Regions from separate parts of the Homo sapiens genome. Here all the other regions are linked to region 1. The links are chromatin contacts, found by Hi-C in ENCODE. All regions are on one chromosome and are shown on one strand. Each heading gives the region's core, a stretch centred on a gene start or an enhancer-like site at or near the end of the contact. The rest is flanking DNA. Distances are from core to core; before and after follow the strand shown.

What was found. A loop is a pair of places that touch in the nucleus more often than their neighbours do.
Region 2: a loop to region 1 is called in a map with no recorded cell type, with 2.7 times the contacts of the local background. The contact joins the enhancer-like site here to the promoter of CST9 in region 1. A Hi-C loop is called at or near these places in 1 of 37 single-sample maps with no recorded cell type.
Region 3: a loop to region 1 is called in a map of ovary, with 5 times the contacts of the local background. The contact joins the promoter of GGTLC1 here to the promoter of CST9 in region 1. A Hi-C loop is called at or near these places in 1 of 168 maps with a recorded cell type or tissue (ovary).

The regions. Positions count from the first base shown.
Region 1 is chr20:23,604,288-23,607,996 of GRCh38, reverse strand. CST9 (cystatin 9) reads left to right here and starts at 2,080. Exons shown (of 2, transcript NM_001008693.3): 1 at 2,080-2,387. The coding sequence starts at 2,133.
Region 2 is chr20:23,112,638-23,116,346 of GRCh38, reverse strand. No RefSeq gene overlaps it. Among named protein-coding and RNA genes, the nearest start is that of LINC00656, 18 kb to the left of the region's middle. Within about 2 kb of position 2,151, at least 6 of the 41 ENCODE cell types and tissues checked have a DNase peak (open chromatin) inside an H3K27ac peak, as active enhancers do.
Region 3 is chr20:23,986,918-23,990,626 of GRCh38, reverse strand. GGTLC1 (gamma-glutamyltransferase light chain 1) reads left to right here and starts at 1,848. Exons shown (of 6, transcript NM_178311.3): 1 at 1,848-2,018. It also overlaps the pseudogene POM121L3P.

The DNA.
Region 1 (3,709 bases), core at 831-3,330:
CCACGTCTTCGGGGCTCCTCAGCCTGGAGCCCACATGTATTTCTCTTTACCTGGCTATGTCTTGATATTCCCGTCTCTCTCCACCTGGGAAGTGAGGCCATCCCAGGCCACTGGGGATTCAACAAGAAAATAGACACACTTGTAAGGGTCCATGGTGTCTGTACACCCGTGGTCTCACATCTGGGTGTGGGGATCCCTGTCCCCTCCTTGGCTGCACAGTGAGGACAGAGCTGGTGCCCAGGACCCTAAACCACTGCTCATGTAAGAGTGAGTGTGGGCACTCCCTTGGAGCACATGTGGGTATCGGCCCTCAGAATGGTGGGGGAGCCACTGGCAATTGGCAGGATGCCCCAAGTTTGTCAGCCGCTGAACTTACAAGGTGAGAGTGACCTCCATGGGCATTGCAGGCCTCTCTCAGGACACTCGCAACCTATTCCAGGCATCAGGATTCTAGTTCTCACAGCACCTTATGGCCTGCTCATCCCAAAACCCACAAAGGCATTTCCGCCCTCACTGACACCCCCTTCCTACCCCTACGTGCACCATCACTCTCCAGCTAAGAAACCACATTAGTTACGCTTCAGCTGCAGTTCCAGTGAACTCAACGCCATCAGAGAAAGGATACAGACTCCTTGGGTGATGTTTTTGGCACATCTGGCTGCTTTCCTGGAATTGTCACATTGAGTTGCTTTTTCTTTGCAAACAGGGTCTAGAAACAAACTCTTATTCTTTATCACCAGGCATGCTGTCTAAGCCTGTCCCCCATCCTGTGTGCCCCACAAAAGCCATTCTCATCCCCTGACCTCCATGCCCCTCAAGCTGAGTTACTTCTCATATGTGGTTTGGTCTGTATGCACTTCCCAGGAAGTATTCTGAACCTGCACCACTCAAAGTATGGTTCTGAGACCGGGAACACAACCATCCTCTGGAAGCTGGTGAGAAATGTAGTTTCCCTGGCCCTGCTCACAGCTACTGGGTCAGAATCTTTGGGTGGGGAAACTAGGAACTTGCTTTTTAACGTGACATCAGGGGATGCTGGTTGCTTCTGAAGTTTACAAGGAGCTACGGATAAACATCAAAGGCATATTTCACAGGGACAAAGCTTAAGTCTGGTCTGTGAAGAGTGCATTATTCAGTCTTTTGAGAGCCCCATTTGCGGTTGGAGTTGGAGGCTATGTGGGTCTTGGTCGAGAACTCAGAATCTCCACCCACAAACTGTGCCGCAGAGTGCTGTGCCGGCTGTGGCCACAGGAGGGAACCCGTGACAACCTAATGGGTGCACTTCAGCCATCCCTGAGGGCATCTTCGTCTTTCTGGTTCTCCACTGCTCCAATTGCAAGCGGCCACCCGTCCTGGAAACACCTTTGAGGAATAGGGGCAGCCATAACTAGCCAGGCCCCTAGTACCAGCACTTGGCAGCGCGTCCCTGGGCTGGGAAGCTGCATTTAGGGAGGTGCAGAGAACAGGGTTGGGGGCTCCTGCTCTTGATTTCCTCAACCTCTGCCCACGACCCCCAGGCTGGTGCCCCCCTCCCGAGACCCTCGGGGGAGCAGACACCTGCAGGACATCCCGCCAATCCTCCCGGGCTCCCCGCCTCTCTCTCAAGAGGCCCAGTGCTTTCTCGGGGCGCTGTACCTGCTCACCCATGATACTAGCATCCACTGTCATCCCTTTCCATCCTTTTGTCTCTGCCTTTCCACCTAACCTCCCCCTCCCAGCCCACCCCCACTGCTGAGTCCAGGGCTCACCTTCCACTCATACCTCTCACACTTGTGTTCCTGTGCCGGGCTCTGACTCTGGGGCGCCCAGTAGAGGTCTCCTTTAGCCTGCGGAGGTGCTGGGGCAGCTGGGGCTGGGCCTCATGTTCAGGGCACTATCTCTCCCATTGCTAGTCTTTTCCAACCCACCTGCCTGGGTGCTGTTCCTCTCCCCTAAACAGGAGATGATTTAAACGCCTTTGGAAGAAGGGAGGCCATGTGTGGGAGAGACAGGGTGTAACTGCAGAGGTGAGGCCTGGAGGGAGGAGTTTCTGCCCCAGCAGGTGAATTTAAAGGCCAGACCTGAGCCCTGGAAGGCTCCAGTGGACGCCAGGGATCTGAAGGGCAAAGGCAAGGGCTGCTGGAGCCTGCATCATGTCGAGTCCGCAGAGGAGGAAGGCTATGCCCTGGGCACTGTCACTGCTTCTCATGGGCTTCCAGCTCCTGGTGACTTATGCCTGGTGTTCTGAAGAGGAAATGGGTGGTAATAATAAAATAGTCCAGGATCCTATGTTCCTCGCCACAGTGGAGTTTGCCTTGAACACTTTCAACGTGCAGAGCAAGGAGGAGCATGCCTACAGGCTGTTGCGCGTCCTGAGTTCATGGAGGGAGGATAGCATGGACAGAAAGGTTGGTGACCACATCCTCTTCTGGCCTGTCCTTCTCCATCTGCCCCTAAGTGAGGGACCAAGATGTCTAGTCTAGGAGACTTGGTTCACCATCAGCAGTCCATAGTCAGGTAGTCCACAACCAATTACGGTAGTTTTAGTTTTGGAAAACATTGAACTTAAAATTTTTTTTAAATTAGGTAAATGTCTATTCACATGCAAAATATATTTTTCAATCTTCATGATTTTTAAGACATTGTATAACTGAAGAGTGACTTCAAAATAAGGACTTCTAAGGAGATGAAGCTGACAAGAAGAGAAAATAACCAAAGAGACTGATAAACATTTCCAGGTCATAAAATGAAAATGGAAAAGCAAGGACACACAGAGGGAGAGAGAGAGAGAGACAGAGAGAGACAGACAGACAGAGAGAGAGAGACAGAGAGAGAGAGAGACAGGCAGACAGAGAGAGAACAGTGAGAATTCGAGGGCAATAAAGAACACCATCAGCCCTGAGAGGCCACCGTGAAAGGTTAGTTCTCTGATCTCCACCTTCTCTGGGCTCCTTGCTCTGTCTGCACTTAATGAACTGAAGGCCAATTTACACTCTTCCTCAATGGACCTTTATCCTAAAATGCTTGCCTTTTTGATGAAATCATTAAATGTGGTCAGGAATGCACAGTTCATCTGGGCTTCAGGCATGAACAATTAAAATGCCCTCCTAGTGGAGAACTTCTGGTTTAGAGAGAGAAGGAGCATTGCTCTTCCTTTCTCAGCACCAAGAGCCTGAAAGAAAGGCAGAGGGACTCTAGTACCGCACAGAGCTTAAGCTCTGGAAAGACTCTGTGCAAGGCTCTGGCTGGTTCTCTGCCTCCTGGGGTGGATTCCTCACTGCCATCCTCAGGATTCCAATGCTGGTACAGAGGAATTTTCCTCCTTGCTCATTTGCTGCCTCCTCTCAGGAGAATTAAAAGCCTGATGCAACCCTCAGAGGGGCATCTGGTCCAGTAATGGTGGCTGCTAATATTCATGCTGGAACCTTGGAAGTCTCAGAGATTGAGATTGGCCAGGCCTCATGCTTCTGCTTTCCCAGTGCTTTGCTTGATTCTCCAAGACCTCAGTGTAAGCCTCCATTCTTAATACCGTTAGAATAAAATCTAAGCTCCTTACTATGGTCTATAAGTCCTAAATGACAGTAAGTCCTAAAAGCTTTCCACATGGCTTCCTGGATATGGCAATCCCAGCATCAGTTTGGGGGCTGGGAAGAATAGATGGGTGAGAGGGAGGCTATGGAGTGGAATTAAATAGAATGGAGTGGGAAGGAGGGCAAGGAGAACTTCAGCA
Region 2 (3,709 bases), core at 902-3,401, 490 kb after region 1:
GTGACTCAAGATGTGGAGCTGGCGTGAAAAGAGGGGCAGGAACTGCATCCGCAGTGAGCCTCCCATGCATTCCTGGGGGCTCCAGCAGCAAAGCAGGATTTTGGAAATAAGGAAAGCTGCTTGTTCGAAATAATTTTCTTCTGTCAGTCCAGCCTTTAATTAGCCAAGGTAAAAACATTGAACTAGGAATCCCGAGACTTAAGCTTGAGTCCTGACCCAACCTATAAATTCACTGTGTGACCTTGGGAGGCTTGCATAACCTCTCTGAGCTTTCCCTTCTTTGTAAATTGCACAATATTACCTTCAAATGTAATCATGTGAGAAAGAAACTGCAGCTGCTTCTTGGGTTTAGAGCTGCAGCATCTGTGTGGGTTCTCAGAAGTACCATAGCCCTGACTACAAATTATCTCATAGCCAAGAGAACAACCTCATGGAACTCGAAAGTTGAAATTCACTCAGTCTGGGTTTTTTATATTTATTCTGGGGAACTTTTGGGGAAATGACTACAGTCAACCACTCTTATGCAACAATAAAGACGCAGACATTTTTTGAAAGAAAACTGAGTTCTAGTCAAATTAATGAGATTAATATAAGTAATTAATTTATTGGAGAAGAATTTATCAATTTGGATAGCCTTTTATTTTCATTTGGAATTTGAAATTACATTAGTAGAGATAAGTTGATGGTTTTTAGTTTCATTATTATGACACGTTGCATTAAAAACAATACTTTCCAGGTGACATCGATAGTTAAGAAAAAGTTAGAGGATAAAACCTCAAAAAGAGTAAGAAATCTAAAAGTCTAGATCAGTGTTTTACAGAACTCAGGTTTTCAGATGACTCCTTTGGGATAATCAGCTTTCTGCAGTTATGTTATGTATGGGACATTTTTGGGTGGCAATAAAGAAAAAGAGGTAGGGGTCAGGCCTATGGGACTGGGAGGCCCGCTACGCAACTCAGAATGGCTGGGACTTCTCGGAGCCCATGCTTCCATTTAGAGGGCCCAATAGAACCGTTTTCTTTGTGGCAGATAAAACCATGGCTAAGTGCAGTGGCTTACGCCTGTAACCCCCACACTTTGGGAGGCTGAGGTGAGAGGGTCATTTGAGGTCAGCAGTTCACAACCAGCCTGGCCAAAATGGTGAAACCCGTCTCTATTAAAAATACAAAAATTAGCTGGGCATGGTGGCAGGCACTTGTAATCCCAGCTACTCAGGAGGCTGAGGCAGGAGAATTGCGTGAACCTAGGAGACGGAGGTTGCAGTGAGCAGAGATCTCACCACTGCACCCAAGCCTGGGAGACAGAGCAAGACTCTGTCAAAAAAAGAAAAAAAGAAAAAAAAAAAAACCACACAAAAACAAAAAGGACCCAGAAGCAGTCCTTCAGGTTAAATGATACTTCCTTGTCATATGAAGGCCGCATGGGCCCAGTGCCCTGCTGGGCAAATGGAGTTTCCCAGTAATTCGGAATTGGGGGAACCTACACTGTGAGCCCCATGGCGCTCTGAAGGCTGAGACTTGGTGTTAGCCAGGAACTGTCCTTTTGTTGTTGTGTTACATCACTGTGTTAAATTGAACCATTCTGGTGTTCTAGGCTTGTTTTATCATATTTGTAAATGTTTCGGTTTAGTAGTTACAGGAGAGTTAGAGCGTATGGTAATGTTATCTGATCTGACTAAAGTACTATTTAAGGACAGCGGTGGGAAATATGGCCTATGAGAGCCCAAATGTTACAGGCTACAACTGAGACTCCAAAGAGAACCTGGCCTCTCAGACTCAGCAAATGGAATTCTTGGTTCAAGGGCTGGTTTGCCCAGCATGTGTCGGTGCCCACACTTGGAGCAACCTGCCAGCACCAGGATGGGTCCCACTGGAGGAAGCAGCAGTCGATGCTCTAATGCGGTGGGAAGAACAAGGAGCAATTCTGAAAACAGAAGTGTCAAAGTTACCATCCCTTCTCTTGGTTCCTGAGAATCCTTGGCCAGAAGACACAAACACCTGCCTTCCTTGCTCCAGGAACCAGAGAGGTGGTGTAGACCTCAGGAAGTCTGCTCAAGGACAAGAGGCAGTCAGCGGCTTCCAGAACAGCTTCTAGATTGTGGGGGAGTGGGGAAGGGCTGGTCTGGGAGCAGGAAGAAGCTCAGTTCTGCTGCTGGCTGGCTGTGTGCCCACAGACAAGGAAGTCTCTTTCACTGTCCAAGCCTGAGTTTCTTTAAAATAAAATGTAAAGTTAAAATAAAATGTAAGAATGCAGTGGCACCCTAGATGTAAACTGTGTGTGCCTCGTCACAGAGCAGGTGCAGAGCAAATGCCAATTCCTTCCCAGTGCCCAGCCCACCCCAGGCCCACGGGGGGCTGCCTGGCCTCTGTGCCCAGCCTGAGACTACACTGAACTCAGGGGCTGTCATTTCCCCTCAAGGTTGCTCTGCTCGCAAATCATCTGATTTCATCAGGACAGTGAATGGTGGAGGGAGGTTGAGGCAGCAGGGTAAGTAAGTATCTGTGAGACGACCAACAGCTATTCTGGACTTCGTAAAAATGTAAAGCTCTCTGAAGGACATAGCATAACAGGCACAGCTTTCCTCAACTAGTTGAAGTGGTTCTTGGCTTTCCTGGTCTAATGCAACTCACGGGACAAATGGCTGGTGGTCCTCTATCCTCCCTGCCCTCTGAGTCATTCTCCAGCCTGGCTCGGGCCTGTGCACCAGGTCTTGTGCCTGCTGGGGCCTCTAAAGCCATCCATGTCTCCAGGTCTCTGCAACAGCAGCAGGATTCCAGTGGCAAGCTGATAGGAGAAATTTAACAGGGCTTTTCCTGTCTACCTTGACTGGATTGTTCTTATTTTTATTTGCAGAAACCAGAGTAAGGCAGCCCATCCATCAATCAATGCCTGCTGCTCCTTATGCCCCCATGGCAGGTATCAAACTCCTGCTGCATTCTGGGGCCTGACGAAGAGTTGCAGATGCATGTGGAATGGGCTGAACTCTGAACCCATGTGTTCATGTAGTACCTTTGCCACGTAGATGCATACTCCAGCTACTGCTCTAGGTACTAAGGATGGATTAGTCACACATCAGGCGAGCCTCTGCTCTTGTAGAGCTGTAAGGTGACCAGTGCAATGAAGGAAGATGGGGAGGTGAGGGAGGTAAGACCTGGGAATGTGGGGGAGGGGGCAAGTACCTGCAGAAGCTGAGTGTGTGAGCTATGAGGAGAACACCACAAGAAAGAGTATCCAGGCAGGGGGAGAGGTGAACTCACAGTTTCTGAAGTGGCCTGTGCTTAGCATATTCTAGAAAAGCCAGGGAGCTAGTAGGGCCAGGAAGGAGTGTTTTGTCTTATTTTGTTTTTCAACAAATGAATGAACACATGGGAACAGTGCATGCTGGCTAATTACCATGTAAACTATTCACCTGCTCTTGCTGGTAGGATGGTAATGCTTCCTGAACAGAGGTGTCCAGTCAGCCTGGCTCAGCATGCCCTGCCTACACAGGGATGATAAGCCATCACACAGCTTGTGGGTCTGAGCCATGCTGCACAGTTCCACCAGACACAGAAGTCGTGCCTCCAAGGACCTGGGCAAGGCCAAACTCCACCTGCAGGAACCACACAGCTGTTATAGCTGATGTCCTGGCTTCCTGTGCTGGAGGAGCTGTCTGGGTCTTCTGGATTTTGAAGCTGGAGACATCTGAGCTGTGGCATTTTGCTGTAGT
Region 3 (3,709 bases), core at 599-3,098, 380 kb before region 1:
TATCTGCCGTCTTTTCACAATGGGTGTGACCCGAAGAGACAGCCTGAGGTCCGTCCTCACTCACTGTGTTTGAGGAACTGAGGGTCAGCTGGCAGTGGGATGAGGCTGGCCCCCTCCTCCGCTTTCGTTCCGGGAGGCCTCCCGTAGAGCTGTAGGAGCTGGAGATGGCCTTTCGTTTGGGGCACGAGCTGGTCCGGGAGGTCTGGGATCTCTGGTTCTGACCTCTGGGCACCTGCTGCAGCTGTGGCTGAGGCCCAGAAATGTGAAGGGCCTCTATCCACTCTAGTAGTGACCCCAACGTGGGGTTCAATGTGGAGGGGGGAGGGGCTGCTGCGGCTGCAGGAGCAGAAGTGCCAGGGCTTGTTCTTCTCATGCCCGCATCCATGCTTGCAGCTGGGAAGGGGGCAGGAATCAGCGAGGTGACCTGGGCTGAGTCCTGGGAGTGGGAAGAGGTGGCAGGAAGGGGATCTGAGGAGGAGAACAGGGGGCCTGGTGGTCTGTGCTTCTTCCCAGACATGGGAGCTGTAGAGGGGACCTCTGCAGCAGGTGCTAGGGGGGCCAGTAGGCCCAGGCAGTCTTGGGACTTGTGTCTCTCCTGCTGTGCATCCATACTGGGTGCTTTAGAAACGGCAGGCAGACCAGAAGTCCCTGTTGCAAGTGAGGACAAAGTGTGGGAAGGCCGTGAGAGTCTGCAGTCCGAGATGGCCTTGTCCTCAACCTGCAGTGCACTATTGATGCGCTGGAATGCTGCCTCCTTCTCCCGGTCCAGGTCTTCAACAGTGACCCGGTACCCCAGCTCTAAGGGAGGTGGCAGCATCAAAGGCTCCCCTCGCCTGCATGGCAGCAGGGGAAACTTGTGTATACTGGGCCTAGAGGCCTCGGATATGGAGGAGTCATTCCTGAGGGTGAGTGTCTGCCCTGGTGCTATATCTGCTGCCTTTTCACACTGGGTGTGACCCGAAGAGACAGCCTGAAGCCTGTCCTCACCCACTGTCTTTGAGGAACTGAGGGTCAGCTGGCTGTGGGATGAGGCTGGTCCCCTCCTCCGCTTTAGCCCCGGCAAGCCTCCCGTGGAGCTGCAGGAGCTGGAGATGGCATTTCGTTTGGTGCAGGAGCTCGTCCAGGAGGTCTGGGATGTCTGGTTATATCTGATTTCTCACCTCTGGGTATGGAGGTCTGTCTGCAGAGGCCCGGGCCCGGGCACAAAGGGAGAGAGAGGCCTCCATTGTCCCGCAGGGGCCGAAATGCAGACCGTGCATCCCCGGTGACCTCGGGGACCCTTCTCTGATCATCAGGATTCTCTTGGACTCTAGGGTCCTTGTCCTGCTCAGGCATCCCTGCCCCGCTCTCCTTGAGGGCCCTCAACACTGTCTTCCCTGGACACAAGTCTGGGGACAGCCGGGTGTTTTGGACACCAAAGGGGTGACTCCCGGCTCCTGGGCCCCACAGAGAGTCCTTGTGCTCAGTGGAGTGGCTGAGCTGGAGGACGCCCTGGAACTCAGAGCACACAGCACTGGCTTGCTGTGGTACCTGTGCAATCAAATTGAAAGCAGGATCCCAGGAAGGAACGCAGGGCTTGCAGGATCACGGAAAACCTTCTTAGAGTTGTCTTGACACCACTGATGTCAAGTGTCCGGGTGCTTGTAGGATGGCCTGCCACTCAGTCCACAGGCAGGAGCAACGGGGAGATCCCACAAGCAAAGTGAACTGGGGGATGGGCTGAACCGGCTCCAGGCAACTGAGCCCTACTGGCAGGTCCTAGGCCTGGGCCCGAACAGGAAGGAGGGGCACAGAGTGCCCAGGTAACCGCTCCTGGGAGCCCTGGGGAACCGTCGGTTGCTTGAACTCTCGAGAGCTGGGCTCTGCGTCCTCGTCCAGCCGCCAACTCGGCCAAAGGCGAAGCCAGCAGTTTCTTCTGCTGCCGGGCAACGCGCCTTTTAAACCTGAGGGAGTGGGCGCGTGAGCACTTAATGGCGCCGGTGACAGAGTGAGCTTAACGGATTAATAAGCGCAGCCAGGTACCCGCGCAAGGCACTTGCTGGCAATGGCGGGAGGCGGACGTGGGGGGTCATGCAATAGGTACTGGAAGGAGAGACACGGGCACAAAGGTCGCGGGAGGAACAGGTGCCCACAATGGCGGCAGATCTGCCCGTGGATCACTGAAGATTCCTGCTCTCCTGCTGAGGTGGAGATTGCAGTGAGCTGAGATCGCGCCATTGCACTCCAGCCTGGGCAACAAGTGCAAAACTCAGTCTCCAAATAAAGAAAAAGAAAAAAAAGAGGCCGGGCGTGGTGGCTTATGCCTATAATCCTAGCACTTTGGGAGGTCGGAGCGGACGGATCACGAGCTCAGGAGTTGGAGACCAGCCTGGCCAACATAGCGAAACCCCGTCTCTAGTAAAAATACAAATTTAGTCAGACATGGTGGCATGCGCCTGTAGTCCCAGCTACTCCGGCGGTTGAGACACAAGAATCACTTGAACCCGGGGGTGGGGAAGGGATTGTGATGTGCCGAGATCACGCCACTGCACTCCAGCCTGGGCAACAGAGCCAGACTCTTTTTTTTTTTTTTTTTTTTTTTGAGATGGAGTCTCCCTCTGTCGCCCAGCCTGGATTCCAGTGGCCTGATCTCGGCTCACCGCAAGCTCCGCCTACCGGGTTCACGCCATTCTCCTGCCTCAGCCTCTGGAGTTGGGACTACAGGCGCCCGCCACCACACCCGGCTAATTTTTTGTATTTTTAGTAGAGACGGGGTTTCACTGTGTTAGCCAGGATGGTCTCGATCTCCTGACGTCGTGATCCGCCCTCCCAAAGTGCTGGGATTACAGGCCTCGGCCTCCCAAAGTGCTGGGATTACAGCCGTGAGCCACCGCGCCCGGTGTTGAAACTCCCTTGAGGCATTTTCTTCGGCCTTCGGGTCCATCCTCTCTGTCTCCTCCTTGACCTCCTCATCTCCTCCTCGCCACTGCCTTGGGGACCTTGGCCAGGCTCATGGCATCCAGCAGCCACTCAATGTCAATACCTCCATGTTCATCTCTCAGCCCGCCCTTGCCCGTGAACCCATGCTTATTTATTTATTTTTTTTATACGTGCACCCATGCTCTTCAGGTCTGATGAAGTATCCAAAATCAAGCTCCTGACCATCCCCAAACCTGCCCCTTCTGCAGAGTTTACCTCGCTAGTCGGCGCCATCCTTGATTCTTCTCTTTCTCCCACCCAGGCCATCATCTCTTGCCTGGTTGATACCCACAGCCTCCCCTTTGGACTTTATCCTTATCCCCGTCATAGCTGCCAGAGGGACCCTGTGAAAACACTCCCCAGCCTGCTCATTCCTCTGCCCTAAGCCTGCATGGCACAGAGCAAAAGCCAGTTGTTATGGGACCTAGGATGTCCTGTGGGATGGGCCCCAGCCTGCATCTTCAGCCTTTTCTCCCCACCCCACTCCATTCACTCTCTGCCTATCGCTCACCAGCCTATACCACCTGCCTCAGGGCCTTTGCACTGACCATTTAGGCCACATTCCAGGCTCTTTTCACACATTGCCTCCTCTGAGAAGCTCTCCCTAACCACTCTGCCCATACCTCATGCCTCTTGATTCCCCTTACCTGGCTTGTGGTTTCAGCACTTTCGCTGTGTGTGTTTGTTTTTCTTGGCATGAGGGCAGGACCTAAGTGTCTGTTTCCTATTGATTCCCCAGTGCCAGGCATGC